3 separate regions of the Homo sapiens genome follow, and regions 2 and 3 are each linked to region 1. The links are chromatin loops, found by intact Hi-C in ENCODE. Cell type or tissue: PC-3. All regions are shown on one strand.

What was found. Hi-C counts contacts between places; a loop is a spot of excess contacts. Peaks named below come from ENCODE experiments on the same cell type or tissue, not always from the same donor. Only the 100,000 strongest peaks of a DNase experiment are listed, where the experiment ranks them.
Region 2: it touches region 1 in a loop (4-fold over the local background); 3 of 110 quality-filtered maps call a loop at or near these places.
Region 3: it touches region 1 in a loop (5-fold over the local background); 2 of 110 quality-filtered maps call a loop at or near these places.

What each region holds. Positions count from the first base shown.
Region 1 is chr7:111,196,982-111,199,481 of GRCh38, forward strand. All of the region lies in intron 3 of IMMP2L (inner mitochondrial membrane peptidase subunit 2), which reads right to left. It overlaps LOC124901725 (a long non-coding RNA gene), which reads right to left. Exons shown (of 2, transcript XR_007060477.1): 1 at 1-2,500. Among named protein-coding and RNA genes, the nearest start is that of LRRN3, 110 kb to the left of the region's middle. In PC-3, no CTCF peak of the experiment used is centred here; a DNase peak (open chromatin) is centred at 1,470; H3K27ac peaks cover 1,929 bases.
Region 2 is chr7:111,131,876-111,134,375 of GRCh38, forward strand. All of the region lies in intron 3 of IMMP2L (inner mitochondrial membrane peptidase subunit 2), which reads right to left. Among named protein-coding and RNA genes, the nearest start is that of LRRN3, 42 kb to the left of the region's middle. In PC-3, no CTCF peak of the experiment used is centred here; a DNase peak (open chromatin) is centred at 1,156; H3K27ac peaks cover 313 bases.
Region 3 is chr7:111,097,891-111,100,390 of GRCh38, forward strand. All of the region lies in intron 3 of IMMP2L (inner mitochondrial membrane peptidase subunit 2), which reads right to left. LRRN3 (leucine rich repeat neuronal 3) reads left to right here. Exons shown (of 3, transcript NM_001099658.2): 2 at 1,991-2,072. Among named protein-coding and RNA genes, the nearest start is that of LRRN3, 8.0 kb to the left of the region's middle. In PC-3, a CTCF peak has its summit at 958; a DNase peak (open chromatin) is centred at 331; H3K4me3 peaks cover 776 bases; H3K27ac peaks cover 1,288 bases.

The sequences.
Region 1 (2,500 bases):
CCAGTTTTTCGTTTATGAAGTTTCCCTAAACTTCCACGAACTCTCTTGAATCCTCTTATATTCACAAAGCCATCATGAATTAATGCTATGTTATTTTACAAAATCGGAGGCCCAGAAAATACTGAAAAGGTTGAGGAAGTACCAACTCTTACAACGATCACATAAGCCAACAAATTCCTTTAAAAATGAACAAAGTATTGGCTGGGCTCGGTGGCTCACGCCTGTAATCCCAGCACTTTGGAAGGCCAAGGTGGGCGGATCACGAGGTCAGGAGATGGATACCATCCTGGCTAACACAGGTGAAACCCCGTCTCTACTAAAAATACAAAAAATTAGCCGGGCGTGGTGGCGGGCGCCTGTAGTCCCAGCTACTCGGGAGGCTGAGGCAGGAGAACGGCGTGAACCCAGGAGGCGGAGCTTGCAGTGAGCTGAGATCACGCCACGGTGCTCCAGCCTGGGCAACAGAGCGAGACTCCATCTCAAAACAAACAGAAGAGAACAAAACAAAAATGAACCAAGTATTTATAGTAAAATAATTCTCAAGGTAATATAGCTAATTATTTGATGAAGATATCTCCATACGTCTTTAAAAAGGCAATCAAAGATAAAATAATCATAGAATTGGGCTTCAACAAACCAAAGTACCATCTGTCATCAGTTAAGGAAGTATCAGCTGGAAGGATGGGAAAAACAACTATATTTTAAAACTCAGCAGAACTACTATACAATGCGATAGCTTTCAGTGTGTTCACTCAATACTATTACATTCTATCAAATGACAAATCCATCTAATTCTAAAGACTAAAATTGCAGTTTAAAATGTTTAAAATAATTTTGCTCCTTTGAAAATTACTCTTGATGCTAGGCAATTACTTTCAAATTAAAAGTTCCTTCAGACTTTAGAATTGTCACACATTAGTAGGGATTTAAAGCAAAGATATACCTTACAGTAAGCAACAATAACAAAGAAGGAGGAAAAAACATTGACTAAATATAATTTAGAAATCAGTAGACAGATAATATTGCACAGAAGAATGAAGAGTACATAGATAATCTAAATCTAGGGACATCTGGGTTTTAATTACACTTTTTCACCAAGGATTCCAAAGATGGCATTTTGAAGCCATGTATTCTTTTCCTGTCCTCCAGGACACAAGAATGCAATTACTAATGGGAAAATAAAGACAGACTTTCTTTTACTCATTTTGAAAAAAGAAAAAAATGCTCTCTCTAGTCTGCATAAACTGGCTGAAGTTTTGATCTGATGTGACAATTCCTCTAAATATGGCTCCAGATCTGCCCTTAGAATCATATAATACTGTGAGTAACAACACAGGTCAGAACGGCTCTCGGTCATATTCCTGGCTCAACTACTCAATAGCAGAGTGACTTTAAGCAAGTTCTGAGTCTTATTTTCCTAACCCGTACAAGCAGTTATTATTACCCTATGGGCTGCTGTGTGGATCAACTTACATAATGAACTCAAAGTTCCTACAACATGGGTGTACCAGGTCACTCTGGTTAACCACAGCTCCTTGTGAAGCAGTGATTCATACTTTCCAGCATGTATCACATGCTGCAATCAAACTGGAATCCATAACTATTCCCTAAACACGCCCTGATAATTTCTGCTTTGATTCATGCTACTTCTACAAATGATGCCTTTTTCCACCATAACTGCCTACCAAAATCTTATCCTTCTTTCAATACTTTTGCAAATGCTACTTCCTTTATGAAGCATTTTTCCCAATTCTCCTCTGTTATTAGGACTCGTTCATTCTGGAACTCTGTTCTTCCATCATACTTATATCTGGCCTTAGAGTTATAATGCCCTTGTCATATCTTTCTCTTTCTTTAGATTCTAAGTTCCCAAAAATAATGTAAACTTCTTCAATATTTACCAAAAACTACCAATTGAATTGAATGTTTGAGTGGAGAATATATGCATTTTCAGAGATATATACAAACAGGTAGAGATCTGGAAAACTGTTTCAGCTCCCAATGTCCTCCCTCAATATGGACTAAATTCCACTGAACTTGATAGCTATGTCAGTCACTACATTTTCGAACTGCATTTCCTAGTGGGGCTGTTATAATTTGTGTCCATTTTTTTTTCATTAATTTACATGTATTTGTGAAGTAGGTTTCAAGAAAGGGATTGAAATAAACACATTTTTATTCTGCCACCATTTTACAAAAAAACCTGCCTCATTTCCGAATAAATAAATACAGCCTACATATAATGTATATTAACTCAAATATTTCAATTCTCTCATTTAAGTATGCGAGTATTTCTATTTAAAGTTCTTTGATTCTAAAACTAAGAGTAACTGGACAACCTGTCAGTTCCCTGTAATTTCCTTTTGCACCTTCACACACTGTCAGCAATACAACCACAGTTAATTAAAATATGTACGTGGAACATGTAAAATAGCATCAAATATGAAATATGTAAAAGTTGAAAACACTAAAAGAAGCCAAAACTAAAAATGATTCTCCT
Region 2 (2,500 bases), 65 kb before region 1:
AAAAAATAAAAAACCAAATGACTCAACACCAAGAGAAATAATAACAGGAACTTTATAAGCATGCCATAACTCACAACAATAACTAATAGGTGATTTTTTGGAGAGGGAACAATCCATCAATAGTACATTAGATTCATTAATTGTTCCTATTATCTTCTAACTCTCCCCATCAGTATGTTCTTTTATAATATTCCTATCTCAGTTTCGCATCAGAAAATGGGGATAAAGAGTCTTTATTTGTCAAATTGCAGTTACTACTTATTTGCCAAACACAAAGAACACTAGTTTATCAAGAAAGGAAAACCTATGCATATTCTTATAAATAAAACCTTTAAAATAGGAATATACATGAAGTTCCAAGTAGATGGAAGGCTAGGGACTTTTAAAAGAATTTTTCTGCAATTATTTCCATGCATCTACTTCACATTCCCAATCTATAAAGCTCTTCTCTTTCTCAGTCCATTACAGGAAAATACAGAATGGTCAATTATGTTTAACCTGCTTGCCAACTCTCCGATTACACTTATCATGCACAATAACTCAATCTTAGAAGGTACATCCTGCATAAAAAGTGAAGTTTGAGAAGACAGAAACTTCTCTTCAACATTTTCATCCTTGTGAGTACTGACACTATAGGCATGGGAAACTCAGAACACCACATCAACACCAACAGCTTAGAGAGTCAGATGTCATTGTGAGCTGATAATGCTTAGCTTTGTTGACTGACGTGTAATCTATTGCAAATCTTGGGTTCTTAGGAGTTCTACTTTATAAATTGTATAATGTAGTTCAAGAGAACAAAATTATTTATTATAGTTTAGATGACAGGGATTGCATATTGATAAAAGAGGTAGCAAAAAGTTTAAATAAAAACTGGACACCATCAAACTTATCTGTGTGATTAAAATCTATAGCTACCCATAGAGGAAGGTGATCATCTATATGTCTGAGTGAAAGAAAGAAGGTGGTTCTTTAAAAGACTTTCTTAGGTTAATGAGATTCTATGGAATTAAATTGACATGCAGAAATATTTTCATGTATAAAGAAGCTCCTCAGTATTCAACGAGTACTAAAGTCACTATGTTGACCTATGTTCTCATCCCAAATGATATGGCCAAGCTTAGTTGTTGTTACTGTTGTTATTTTAATGAGTCATTTGTGTGTTAGTGCTCCTTCCAAGGATCAGGTCTAATAGTAGCAAGGTTTCTAAGCAGGGAAGCAAGGAGTGGCCCATGCTTTATTCACACACCATTTATTGAAGATCTACTGTGTACCAGACAAAATATTAGCTACTAGAGATTCAACATTGACTGCAATAGACAAATCTCCTGACATCCTAAAACTGAGAGTGAAAAGGTAAATACCAACAAATGAATCTGGCAATTGCAATTCAGGGAAACAAAAGTATGATAGGCAGAGGGACGATTACACATATTTGGGGGGAGTACAACATTCTCAGTTACTGTAACGTAGTCCAGAGAGGCTTCTAATTCAGAGCTAAGACAATCTTTATACAATATCCCAATTAGAGGGCAGAGAAATGTTAAGGTAGATTAGGGATGGCATGAAGATACTAATAGGCTGAAAATTTTTAGTAATGACAGAGTGCTAGGCAACTGGGAGAAAGTTCTGAAGGACAAAGCAGGAGCTGGCTTCAGAAAGAAAAATCAGGAGGTGGGTAAAAATCAAACTTCATTTTGTGCTAACCATGTTAGAAACCAATATCCTAGGAAAAAAATGACTATGCCAAATTTAAAAGACCAGAATTAATTTATAAGGGTACAAAGATTCGTTTGTCATATTTCAATCCTAACTCCCTATGTAGTCTAGCACCCAGCTTCCTCCAGAGGTAGAAATATGAGAAGACGTGGGAAATAAAAGACAAAAGAAAATAGACATAGGCACACTCTATACTCCACCCTCTTAAACCTTCCCTAATCTGAAATCACACATACTCAAAAGCCTCATAAGCGTACTCTCAGAAACAAACACCCTTTATCTTCAGTTATTATAGTCCAGTATTTGATTGATATCTAATTTCAGATATTTTAAAAATACATCTCCTATGAAATTCGTAGATGGCCAAAATGTCACTCCAGCTTTCTACTGTCTCCCCAAAGGACAAATAAAGGAAAGAGAGCCTAAGTATTCTGGGTAATTTTGTATATAGAAGCCCAAATGTAATGTAAAATTGTGATTGATGTCTTTGATTTTAAGATTGACCTAGTTCTGTTTCCACTGTCAATTGTATTTCTTTTTCAGAAATTTCACAAATATGTTACATAGAGTTTAATGAGTATATAAACAGATATAGGAAAAACCAAAAAAAGTACTGTGTCTAATTTCCTTAGACTATATTTTGTATAATACCAGACATACTTCTAACTACCTAGATTTTTATATCACTTTCTTCAGATAATATTTTTAAAATCTTCTCTATTATGTTTCCAATTGGAACGTTGAACTCAAAACTTAAAGAAAGAGTATTTGTAGATGTACT
Region 3 (2,500 bases), 99 kb before region 1:
TTCTACAAAGGCCAAGGGGTTAATGACCTTAAACTGCAGGTGCCCAAGGCATTGAGAACAAAAAAGATAGAGCAAGCGAAAAGAGAATTGTGTCTAGGTCACAATGCTGTAGCATTGAAAAGAAAGTGCAACAGAACAGAATGGAAAGAGCAAAACAAGGTGACTGCCATATATGAAAGATAAACATACTCTAAGAACATATAAACTTTGAAAGCTCTATTCACAGTCATTCTTGAATGAAAAATATATAAAATGCCATTATAAGATATAAACATCATCCAAGTCAATTTGTTGTGTGACTAGCTGAACTGACTCACTTACCAAACACATAGTTTATATTTGTTCCTCTTATTGTCATTTATTACTCACGTATTTTTTACACAAACACCACAGTTGTTGAAAGAGTTTCATAAGGTGATGTTCAGCTAACTTTTTAAAATCAGTGAGGCATTTTCCAAACCATTTCCTCAATCAATTACTTTTTAATGAGGAAGCAAAATTTATGTAAATATCAAAGTCTCATTTTTATATTTAGGCTATAAATTATACCATAATATGCTGCTGTTGGGCAAAATAATCAAAGTAATGATGAATTAAAACAAATGTTCTGACATAAATTAATGTAAGCAGAGCCCTTATACGTTCAAACCACATCATCTCTCTTAGACAATCCTTTACTGGCTAAAGGAATGGTAATAATACTGGCAGATCTCATTTACAACATACAAGCATTTTCTGTGCCAAACATTATGCTAAGCACTTAACATACATTTTCTCATTTAATCTTCATAACGACCGTACTAAGTAAGCGCTATGTTTAACCCATTTTACCAACGTGAAAAATAAGGCTTAGAGAAGAAAAGTAACTTGCCATAACTAATGAAGAACACGAAAAGGAACCTAGGTTAGTTAGCTCGAAAGAACAAGCCTTTGTGCATGAGGCAACACTGCCTCCCGTTGGTACTGCCTAAATATAGCTAGTTGATATCGCCTTCCAAGAGTCAGATTCTCTATCAAAATACAGTAACTCTGTTTCTAGTTTCATATCATGCATTCTGCTCATACTAGAATATTATACCTTTGTAGGATTCTTCTTTTCTTTCTGAGAAAGGAGTGATGCTTTAATTATTTATATCTGAGTTTTGCTATCCACTAGATTAACTAAAATGATTTTTTGTAGTTCAATTCACAGCTAGACCTGTGAACTGGCAGCTTATAACTTCCTCTATCATCATTTTTCCATCGAGTGGAAGTCAACATACTTCTTCACCTGAGGTCATGCAGTATAATAAGTGACACAAAAGAAAAATGCAAAACTTAGCTCATTGGTCTCAAATTTCATTATTTATAATAAGCTTTCCTTGTATCTAGTTCCAAATTTTAGACACTTTTTTCCCCTCATGCATTCTCTTTTAAATGATGAAGATGAAAATAGTCTGAATACAATTTCATTGCTACTATGAGCATCAATTTTCAATGAAATTCATCAATCTTCTTCAGTATGAATAAGCTGCTAGCCCTGCAAAGTTAATTGATGAAAGCTGTAATTTGCTTTTCAAACTGAGGATGCTGAGCCAAACCTAAAACTTTAGTAGAAGCGTTCTATATTAGCTGTTTGTAAAACTTCAGCATTTCTTGCTATGTCACCTCCTGAAAGGGCTATCAGGGGAGTCCTTCAACTTGACTGTCCTACAAAACAAAATCTGAATGTAAAATTAAAGCAAAAATGTTGCTGAGGATTCCTCCAGTGATTAAAAATGGAGTTTAGAGAGCTCACATCAACATACATTTTCTATTCAAAATGAAGTTTTTTTTTTGAAAGTTATAAGCAATTAGACAACTAAAAAAAGAAATTCAATTTTGAGGTGATAAAAGGTTAAAGTATTGTGAATCATGAATAACCTAACATGTAAGAAATAAAGAAGGACATGTATAATTTAAAATTAAACTTTTGGGGTTTTTTTCCTGCTACTTCTTACATACAACAAAGACGAGGAAGAGGAGGAGAAAGAGAAAGAAGAGGAAGATGTTGGGCAACATTTATTTAACATGCTCCACAGCCCGGACCCTGGGTAAGCTCTTTGTACAACTCACCTCATTTCACTTTGATTCCATGAGGGAACTGAGGCTTGAAATGGAGAAGCATTTGCCCAACTTCACTCATTGGAAAGGTCCTGATTTGAACCCTGAATGTCTGACTCTGAAGCCCATGTTATGGTGTCTTCCTTAGCATGTATTTCTTTTTTTTAAATTTCAATAGCTTTTTGGGAAACAGATGGTGTCTGGTTACATGAATAAATTATTTAGAGGTGATTTCTGAGATTTTGGTGCACCCATCACCCAAGCAGTGTACACTGTACCCAATGCCTTATCACATATTTCTTAGAATAAGCATAATATATTTATCCTTAGAGAAGCATTTGACTTTTTATGCAGAAGCATCTAACAACAGGCTCTTTCTACAGTTTTAAACTTCTCAGCCAAGATCAGGAGTATATAT